Regions from separate parts of the Homo sapiens genome. Here region 1 is linked to region 2. The links are chromatin contacts, found by Hi-C or POLR2A ChIA-PET in ENCODE. All regions are on one chromosome and are shown on one strand. The core of a region is the stretch at or near the end of the contact, and the rest is flanking DNA. Distances in the headings are between cores, read along the strand shown.

Region 1 (4,386 bases), core at 1,269-3,768, 58 kb before region 2:
TGTGTGCTTGTGGCCCCAGCTACTCAGGAGGCTAAGGCGGGAGGATTGCTTGAGTCTAGAAGGTCAAGGCTGCAGTGAGCCATGTTTGCACCACTGCACTATAGCATGAGTGAAAGAATGAGATCCTGTCTCAAACAAACAAACAAACAAACAAACAAACAATAAAGAAACTGAAGCTCAGCATTTAAGTCACAGAGTTACAGAGTTAGCAAGTAGTAAAGCTTAGGTTTGAACTTGTAGTAGAGCCTGGGTTTGAACCCAAGGAGTCTGGCTTCAGATCTTACATTCCTGAGCAATAGGCTGAGTTGATTCATATCACACAATATTACTTCTTTCAAAGGTAGCAGGTGGGAGAAGGAAGGAGTTAATAACAGGATTTCTCTCACTTAATAGTGTCTATGATTCCTCTAAGGGTTTCACTGAATAAAGGCACCTCTCTTATTGCAGTTTATTCATCATAAGCAGAATTTCATAATTTTTCTCCTTATTCTTATTTATATCATGTTGTACTAATCTGTAGAATATTAAAATCACTGTCATTTATTACTCCTGCCTCAAATTTTTTTTCTGAAATCATTGCTGCCATCTTAGAAAACTTACAAATTTATAGCAAAAAATAAATGAGAGTCGGTGGCTCAAGCCTGTAATCCCAGCACTTTGGGAGGCCGAGGCGGGTGGATCACGAGGTCAGGAGATCGAGACCATGCTGGCTAACAAGGTGAAACCCCTTCTGTACTAAAAAACAAAAAATTAGCTGGGTGCAGTGGTGGGCACCTGTAGTCCCAGCTACTCGTGAGGCTGAGGCAGGAGAATGGTGTGAACTCGGGAGGCGGAGCTTGCAGTGAGCCAAGATCGCGCCGCTGTACACCAGCTTGGGTGACAGAGCGAGACTCCATCTCAAAATAATAATAATAATAATAAACAAATAAATGAGAGTGTAAAGAGAGGTTCCTTTCATTCTATTCATTTTGACAGGTCACCTCCTTCTTGTTTAATTCTGTTTGAGATATCAAAGGCATTTATTCACAGCAATGCAAAAGGTATACACTGGGTTTTGAAATTCATTAATAAGTCTTCACCCTCCTTTGGTATAATGGCCCTTGGATTTTATCTTCTGCCATTCATCTATCCTCCAGCTACATGCTTGTTTTTCTCTTTTAATTTGCAGACTCAAAGGAGTGAGTCACAATTTTATCTCCTTTCCTATGAGTAGAATATTTTTGTCCATCCTTAATATAAAAAGTAAAAGTGATAAAGGCAAATTACATGCTTTGATTGTTTTGCATCTCTGCTTGAAAAATTATTTTTAAACCCTTCTTAAATGAAAAATGTTATTAACTAATTTAACACAGAGATTATTTTAAAGCCAGTACACTCCACCTTTCAGTAAATAATGATAAGAATGTTATTGCATGTTACTTGAACTAGTGTACCTTTACTTGGGTTAAAATAGCACACCACGTTTAAAGTAATCGGATGGGGATGATTATAAAGTTTAGAGCACTATATCTTCATGATTTTGAACTAATCTGAATTTCTATTCAAATTTTAATTCTTTCTCCTGCATTTTATGTCATTCTCATTGATTTTTACATGTAGATATGGAGTGGAAAGCCATTATGCTCAGATAAGTCTCATTCAAATTTATTTGATAATCATTGAGAATTGTGATGTTCGGGAACTCTAATGAGCACTTTGGATTCACTATTTCATTCAGCTTTCATAGAAATCCATGAAGGAAGGTATAGTCTTCCATTTTAGTTGAGCAAATTCGGTTTAAAAAAAGTTAAATTTTTTATTGGTGGTTAAATTTTTAACTAAATGGGAGAACTAGGGTGAATCATCTGGTGAAATTAAATCACACACTTACTGAATAGAGGGGGAAGGAGAGACAACTTTCAACATGCTGTGGGGAGGGACAGGACTTATGAAACCTTGGTAGAGAGTGGTGTTAGAGCAGGAACACTAGCTTCATTGATGGAGAGGCTCAGGGTGTATTTAACAGAAAATAAATAAACGTAAAAGAAGTTTAAAAGGACAAGTAAGAAAGTAGAGATGATTGTTATTTTAAATTTGGGACATATAATAGTTGAAGCGTTGAATGTCATTTGAATTCAACACTTCCTTTATCTCTCTCATCTAAAAAGGAAAAGGTGCCACTCACTGCTGCCATCAGCCTCTTAGTCCTTAACTTAATTAACTCATGACTATTATTTTGCCATTACTGTCAGCTGCATTGCTTTGCCAAAGCTTTGTCAGTGATATCTGCATCTTTAATTCCAATGGATATTTTCCAGACCTCAACTGAATTGAGCTTTTTCCATACTTACTACAATTAATTGCTCTTCTCTGATTTCGAAAAATTCTTTCCTGTGTTGCATCACTTCACATCCCCTAGTCTGAATCTTACTTCTTTTATTGCTCTTTCCTTTTCAGTTTCCTTTGCAATATCCTCCTCTTTGCCAAGTAACTATTACAGTTCTAAGGTTATATCCCATGCTCTTTTTGCTTCCTATTCTATGTCCTTAGACAGTCTCATTTGCACCAGTTTTTATTACTATCTACCCTTGATGAGTCACAGATGTCTGTCTCCAGTCCAGATTTCTCCTCTGAGCTCCAAACCAGAATTTCCAACTGCCTGCTCAACTCTACTGGGATATATTGAAAGCCTCCAAATTAATCATGTTCAAAACCATTCTCATCTGCTCTTCCTCCCTTCCTCAAACTCGATCCTCTTCTACTGTTCCCTACCTCAGCAAGTCACAACCATCTCCAAAACGACCCACCATCCCCTACCACATCTTATGGTAATGAATTATCAACAAGATATGTTAATTTGGCCTCCAGAATACATCATACTTCTGTCTGCTTTTCTTATTCTCCTCCCTTAGTGCCCTCATTCAAGTTATTATTACACCCTTTAGAAGCATTTTGAATAGTTGCCCAGTCATATGTACAACCATACTCTTTCTCCCTTTAGTCATTTTCCCACAGGACAAAGTTATCTTCTCAAATTTCAAATCTCATTATACTATCCACTGAGCACTTGTTTTTAAACTAAAGACAAAATTTCTAATGTATCTTAAAAGGCCCTGCATAGTCTAATCTTTCCAACTTCACTTCACTCTATTCTCTCCCTTCCTCTTTGAGCTCCAGCCACTGCAGATTTTTACACGCTCTGTGATTTTTCTCACCTCAGGGCCTTTGCACATGCACTTCTTATAGCCTTGAATAGTTCTCTTCTTTGATATCATAACTGAAGCCTCATTCCCAATTCAAATTTACTTACTCAAAGAAAACTTCCTAACCCCTCTGACTAGATCATCACTTATGTATTATGTACATATAGGATAATATCTATTGCTTTCATAGCAGATAGTGCATTTTATATGTATTATGTTGCTAATTTATGCAATGGCTTTCTTCCTCTTAGACTAGAAGCTCCATGAAGTTGAACTCATACTTGTTTTTGCTCATCATTGCAGCCCTCTAATTTGGCACGGTGCCTATTCTGTATAGCACGTAATGCATATTAAGTCTATGAATGAATAATTGAATGACTTAACATAGTCAAAGTTAGAAAGGTAACCTTTATCCTACAATTCCACTTGAGATACATAGTGTATACCCCTTACTACAGTAACTATTTTAAGAACAGACACTAGTTTTATCCACTCATATTTCCTGCAACTGTCTAAGTTTGAGTACAGTAAGTGCTTTGTTCACAGGTAAACTGAAATAATATAAGTGGAAATAAAACAACACAAACCAGTGTTTTGTTTAGATATTTAATGTTAAAAGCAATGTCTCCCCTACTGCCTAATCATAAGAATCACAAATTCTTGGGTGTTCTTCAGAGCAACAGAATCAGGGTAGAAAACCAGTGAATCTGAATCTGTAAATCTGAGAAACAGCGGTTTAATAGTGCTATATATTTATATTAATAATAGACATAGTGATTAGAAAAAACTGACATCGTTCACACATGTCTTAAGGGAAGCTATGTTCTTCTTTTCTTCTTACCTTCCTTTCTTTCTTCTATCCATTAGTTTATATTGATACAGTCCAAAAATAAAGTTTATTTATGACAGACCTACAAATGTTCTCTTCTTTTTTCCTGATTCATATGTACATTTTGTATTTTATCTGACCAATTTTTTGCTAAGGGCAGAGATATGTTTGTCCTCCTCTGTGATAAGGAAATTATTACTCATGTCTTGAGGTAGGAGAGACACTAGTTAAGGTTGAATGCTGATAGTGTGGTTGTACCTGATAATATATGATTTATCCTAATCCACAATGGTGCAATTGTGTCCCATACATTTTACTGCATATTCTTTTGGGAAATCTTAACCTAAGTACTACCATTTTTCTAGGTTCAACTGT
Region 2 (4,111 bases), core at 928-3,427:
TCAGGACAACTTTTCTTTTTTTTTTTTTGGTCATAGCCATATGTAAATATATCTAGTTTCTGCAGTTGTCTGAAACAGCTGTCCACCTTATGTGATAGTGAGGAAATAAGAGTGGTAAAGCTATGGGAAATTATGTTTCATTTTCTGGTGGTGATATATAGATTCTTTCCCTTGGGAAAACTTCAAGAACACACCTCTCCATGATTTTATGCTAGTTGGCTCTCCATCACTGATAGTGAAATATGACAACAAAGTTGATAGATGCAAAAATCAAAGTAACTTGCTAAAATTTCTTTACATAATCAAACACAAACTGACAGATTGGGTATAACCATCTCATTTACTAGAGGCTGCAATGCCCAAGAATGAAACAGTTGAGAATAAAATAAAATCATCTTGCCCATTTTCCGAAGACAACTGACCCTATCATTTTGCATGGCTGAGAATTGTTTGTGAGAGTGGCAACTCATTCAAAAATGAATGAGCTTTGCACAATAGTCTGGTTTGCTGGCTTTAAATAACTCACTATTTTGCTGTAGGAAGTGCATCACTTTGGGAAAAGTCATACAATAATATTATAAAACTGTCCTTGATAGGTTTTATTTTAAAATCTCTAACAATGGAACTGAATATTCGAAATTCTAGCATCATCCTGTACAAATGACAGAATATCAGAATATCTTGTTTCTCTCTCTATATATATACACATATACGTATATACATATACGTATATACATATACGTATATACATATACGTATATACATATACGTATATACATATACGTATATACATATACGTATATACATATACGTATATACATATACGTATATACATACATATATACACACACACTGTCTTAAATTACAGAGCAGTGGGGATGTGGAAGAAAAGTCAATGGGCTCAGTAGGAACTGCAGTACTTGCTCATGCAGGTATGTTTAATGTTGTATTTTGTTCAACCAAAGTATTCAACTAGAAATGAGAAAAAAGTCTCATTTCTGAATGTCAGTTAAATTTATTTAAAAGATGATATAATTTCTACAATAAAGTGAAAATAATTTAGACCACTTTCTTTTAAATGAATTGTCTATCTTGAGATATTGAGCCTAATGAGAAAAAGTGTGTCAATGATTTTCTAGAATTGTATCAGCATATGTATTATAGAGAAATATTTTATTGATTAAGAACCACTTTTAGGCAGATTAAAAAATCACAACCGAATTTTATTTTATTCACTATATGTTATTGACTAGTTGAAAATTTATAAATTTGTGAAAAAAGTGACTTTTAGACTGTGTCAGTTAATGTACATTCAGAATGGTCTTCTGTACTTCATAAATATGGCCATTTGGTAATCATACAGATAACACTAAGTTGTGGCATTTCCAAAAGTATTTCTAAGGCTACAGGGTATGTTATTGTATAACAATTATTTGTAACTTAGCTGGTAATTCATGCTGTGTTTAAGGTAAGCAGAATAATCAATCACTTTTTTAAAAATGGCATGTACTTTTAAATGAAACTACATATTAAAAGTTAATATTTTCCCTTGAAAGCCTTTAAAAAGGTGTCTGTACCATCCTTGCTTTATGTAGTGACTTCAGTCTTCTATGTAAAGGTCCAGTATAGTCAATTACAGCATTAAGAGGAAAATTCCTAAAGAAAAGCCTATCTACTTAAAATCTCATTTATTATTTGGAACTCTATTGCAAAGTTATTTCAAAAATAAATTATTGAGCCCCATTCTCACAATAATTCTAGGTCATAGTTCACAATAGTCATTTCAGTCTTGTGAGATTAGATCATGTTACAGAGCCAAATATAGACATTATAACAGCATGTTCACATCCGCTGATGGTGTCCTGAAATAATCTCTTCCTTCCAAATTGTGGTCATCGCTAATATTAGTTTCTGGGTCAAGGGGTACCAAGAGAATTTTAACAAGATATGCATCTGTTTCTTTGAAATAGATAATGTTACAAATAATTAAATATTTAAATTTATACTTAATTCATACTTAGATACTCATAAATTATTTTATTTTTAATAAGAATAAGTAAGGAATCCTGTTCTACATTTTTAAATCTGAAAATATTAAAAAGAATTTTAAATCTACCCAATATTTATACATGTAACTGAACTTCAATTGAACACACACAAGGCTTGATTGCTCATTTTGGATGACTTGTTCAAACAGGCAAAATGAGATTACAACATTGTGACTTGTAATCACACATAAGATTTTTTTTTGTAGGTGGTCTTAAAAATCACATAATTGTATAGTAGAAAGAAACCTTAGAAATCAACCAGCTATGCACATCTCTTCAGTCTATGCGTGAGAAAAATGAATCCAATAGAGATTATGATAATCATCCAAAGTTTCAGATCTGTCTTCAAACAAAGAAACTATGTATTCTGACTCTTACTAAAGCTGTGTCATATCGCTTTCTTTTTTAAGTAGGCACTGATAAATACCAAAATGGTTTCAACACTTTAGAAATTATTTTAAATGCATTTTTTATAAATTAGTATGAGAGCGGTGTACTTTTTTTGTTGGTTTGTTTTGAGACAGAATCTAGCTCTGTTGCCAGGCTTGAGTGCAGTAGCATGATCATGACTCACTGCAGCCTTGGCCTCCTGGCCTCAAGCAATCCTCCTGCCTGTCTCACAAACTGCTGGAATTACAAGCATGAGCCCCTACACCTGGCCTTGAAAGCAGTGTACTTTCAGAGGCATACTGGTATTGCTGTGTCAGCTTATCATTCACAGGTAGACTGTTGGTATAAAAGATTTTTAGGGTAGTCTCTTTTGAGCCAACTTAATTTTGTTCCATGTATTATTTCTCCTTTTTATGGAGTGACATCAAAATTCTCTGTCCTTTGCACATGACAGCCCATCACATAGCTGGATTCATCATGTTTTGGAACTAAATAGATATGAGCTTGCACTCATCTCTGACTGTGACTAAGTGTCTTGATCAAATTTGGTCTCACTGAAAGTCAGTTTCCTCTATTATAAAATTGGGCTAAAACTTGGGAGGATTAGATCACAAATATAAATTACCTAGAACATACACTAATATATAGTGAGCTTTAAGTATTTTCTATTATTTGAAGAATGTGCTCATATCCTTTTAAAGAAATATTTCAAGTATAATATGATCCACTCCTTTACTCCTTTCTTGTGGAACATGATTTTTAGATTATTTGTCCTCTGAACCATACCCCATGTAAGAGCCAATGTCTTTCCGAAATGCAGTACTGAAAATTATGCTGTAGATACCAGATTTATGAACAGCACTGACATTCTGCCACCTAGACCTGCCTCACTCCTGGTGGGCTTGTTTATAAATAAGTAATTTTCTTAATAAAGACCATGATTAGTTTGCCTCCTTTTTTTTTTTTGGCCTACACTCAGCTTGTGGTAATTAAAGTTTTTCTACTTTTTTTCACATCTCTTACCAAACAGATCCTCCCACAAACCACGTGTATCTAATTGATTTTGAACCTCAATAAAGATATTTATTAAATTCCATTTTGCTTATTTGCGGCAAGCATTTCTGCTAGTAGAGGTTATTTGGAAGTCTGACTTGGTTTTGTCACTATATCCTTCCAAACTGAATCTCAAGTTTGAAATGCCTGCTTTATCCCCCTTCACCAAAATCCCTGATAGGAGTATTGAAGAGAAGGTCAAGGGCAGGAAACTATGTCATACTCTAGGGTCTATTCTGTTAACAGGAAACCTATTAATCATAAGTCCTTGTTCACTATCTCTAGTGAACAATGCTAAATGTTGGCCATTAGGTATGATAGTTACTGAAGGTTTTTGTACCTACAGTTTATCTGACTAAGGAAATTCTCTTCTATTTCTACTTTAATTGGTGTTTTTTCAATCAGGAATTGATAAGGAATTTTATTTAATTATTTTTTGGCACCTCCTGACATTCTTTTGATTTTTCTCTTTTAATTTGATAATGTAGTAAATAATGTTAATGATTTTCTAGTAGTATTTTAAACATGCATTGTTGGGATAATCCATCTTCCCCCAAAAGTCCCCCCAACCTTTTCTCTTTTTGCATTTTATGTATTGCTGGCATTGGTTGGCTAATATT

Evidence for each region. Hi-C counts contacts between places; a loop is a spot of excess contacts on that map. ChIA-PET counts read pairs that join two places held with the same protein, here RNA polymerase II (POLR2A). Pooled maps may share reads with other maps.
Region 1: a map of IMR-90 shows a loop between it and region 2 (3-fold over the local background). The contact joins two enhancer-like sites. A Hi-C loop is called at or near these places in 4 of 168 maps with a recorded cell type or tissue (IMR-90, MCF 10A, mammary epithelial cell and 1 more) and 4 of 50 pooled maps. POLR2A ChIA-PET finds 5 or more read pairs at or near these places in 3 of 52 experiments (MCF 10A, OCI-LY7 and activated T-cell).

The regions. Positions count from the first base shown.
Region 1 is chr7:80,438,158-80,442,543 of GRCh38, forward strand. No RefSeq gene overlaps it. Among named protein-coding and RNA genes, the nearest start is that of GNAT3, 72 kb to the right of the region's middle. Within about 2 kb of position 2,519, at least 2 of the 41 ENCODE cell types and tissues checked have a DNase peak (open chromatin) inside an H3K27ac peak, as active enhancers do.
Region 2 is chr7:80,496,839-80,500,949 of GRCh38, forward strand. The region is part of intron 1 of GNAT3 (G protein subunit alpha transducin 3); the gene reads right to left. The region is part of intron 2 of LOC107986812 (a long non-coding RNA gene); the gene reads left to right. Among named protein-coding and RNA genes, the nearest start is that of GNAT3, 13 kb to the right of the region's middle. Within about 2 kb of position 2,178, at least 12 of the 41 ENCODE cell types and tissues checked have a DNase peak (open chromatin) inside an H3K27ac peak, as active enhancers do.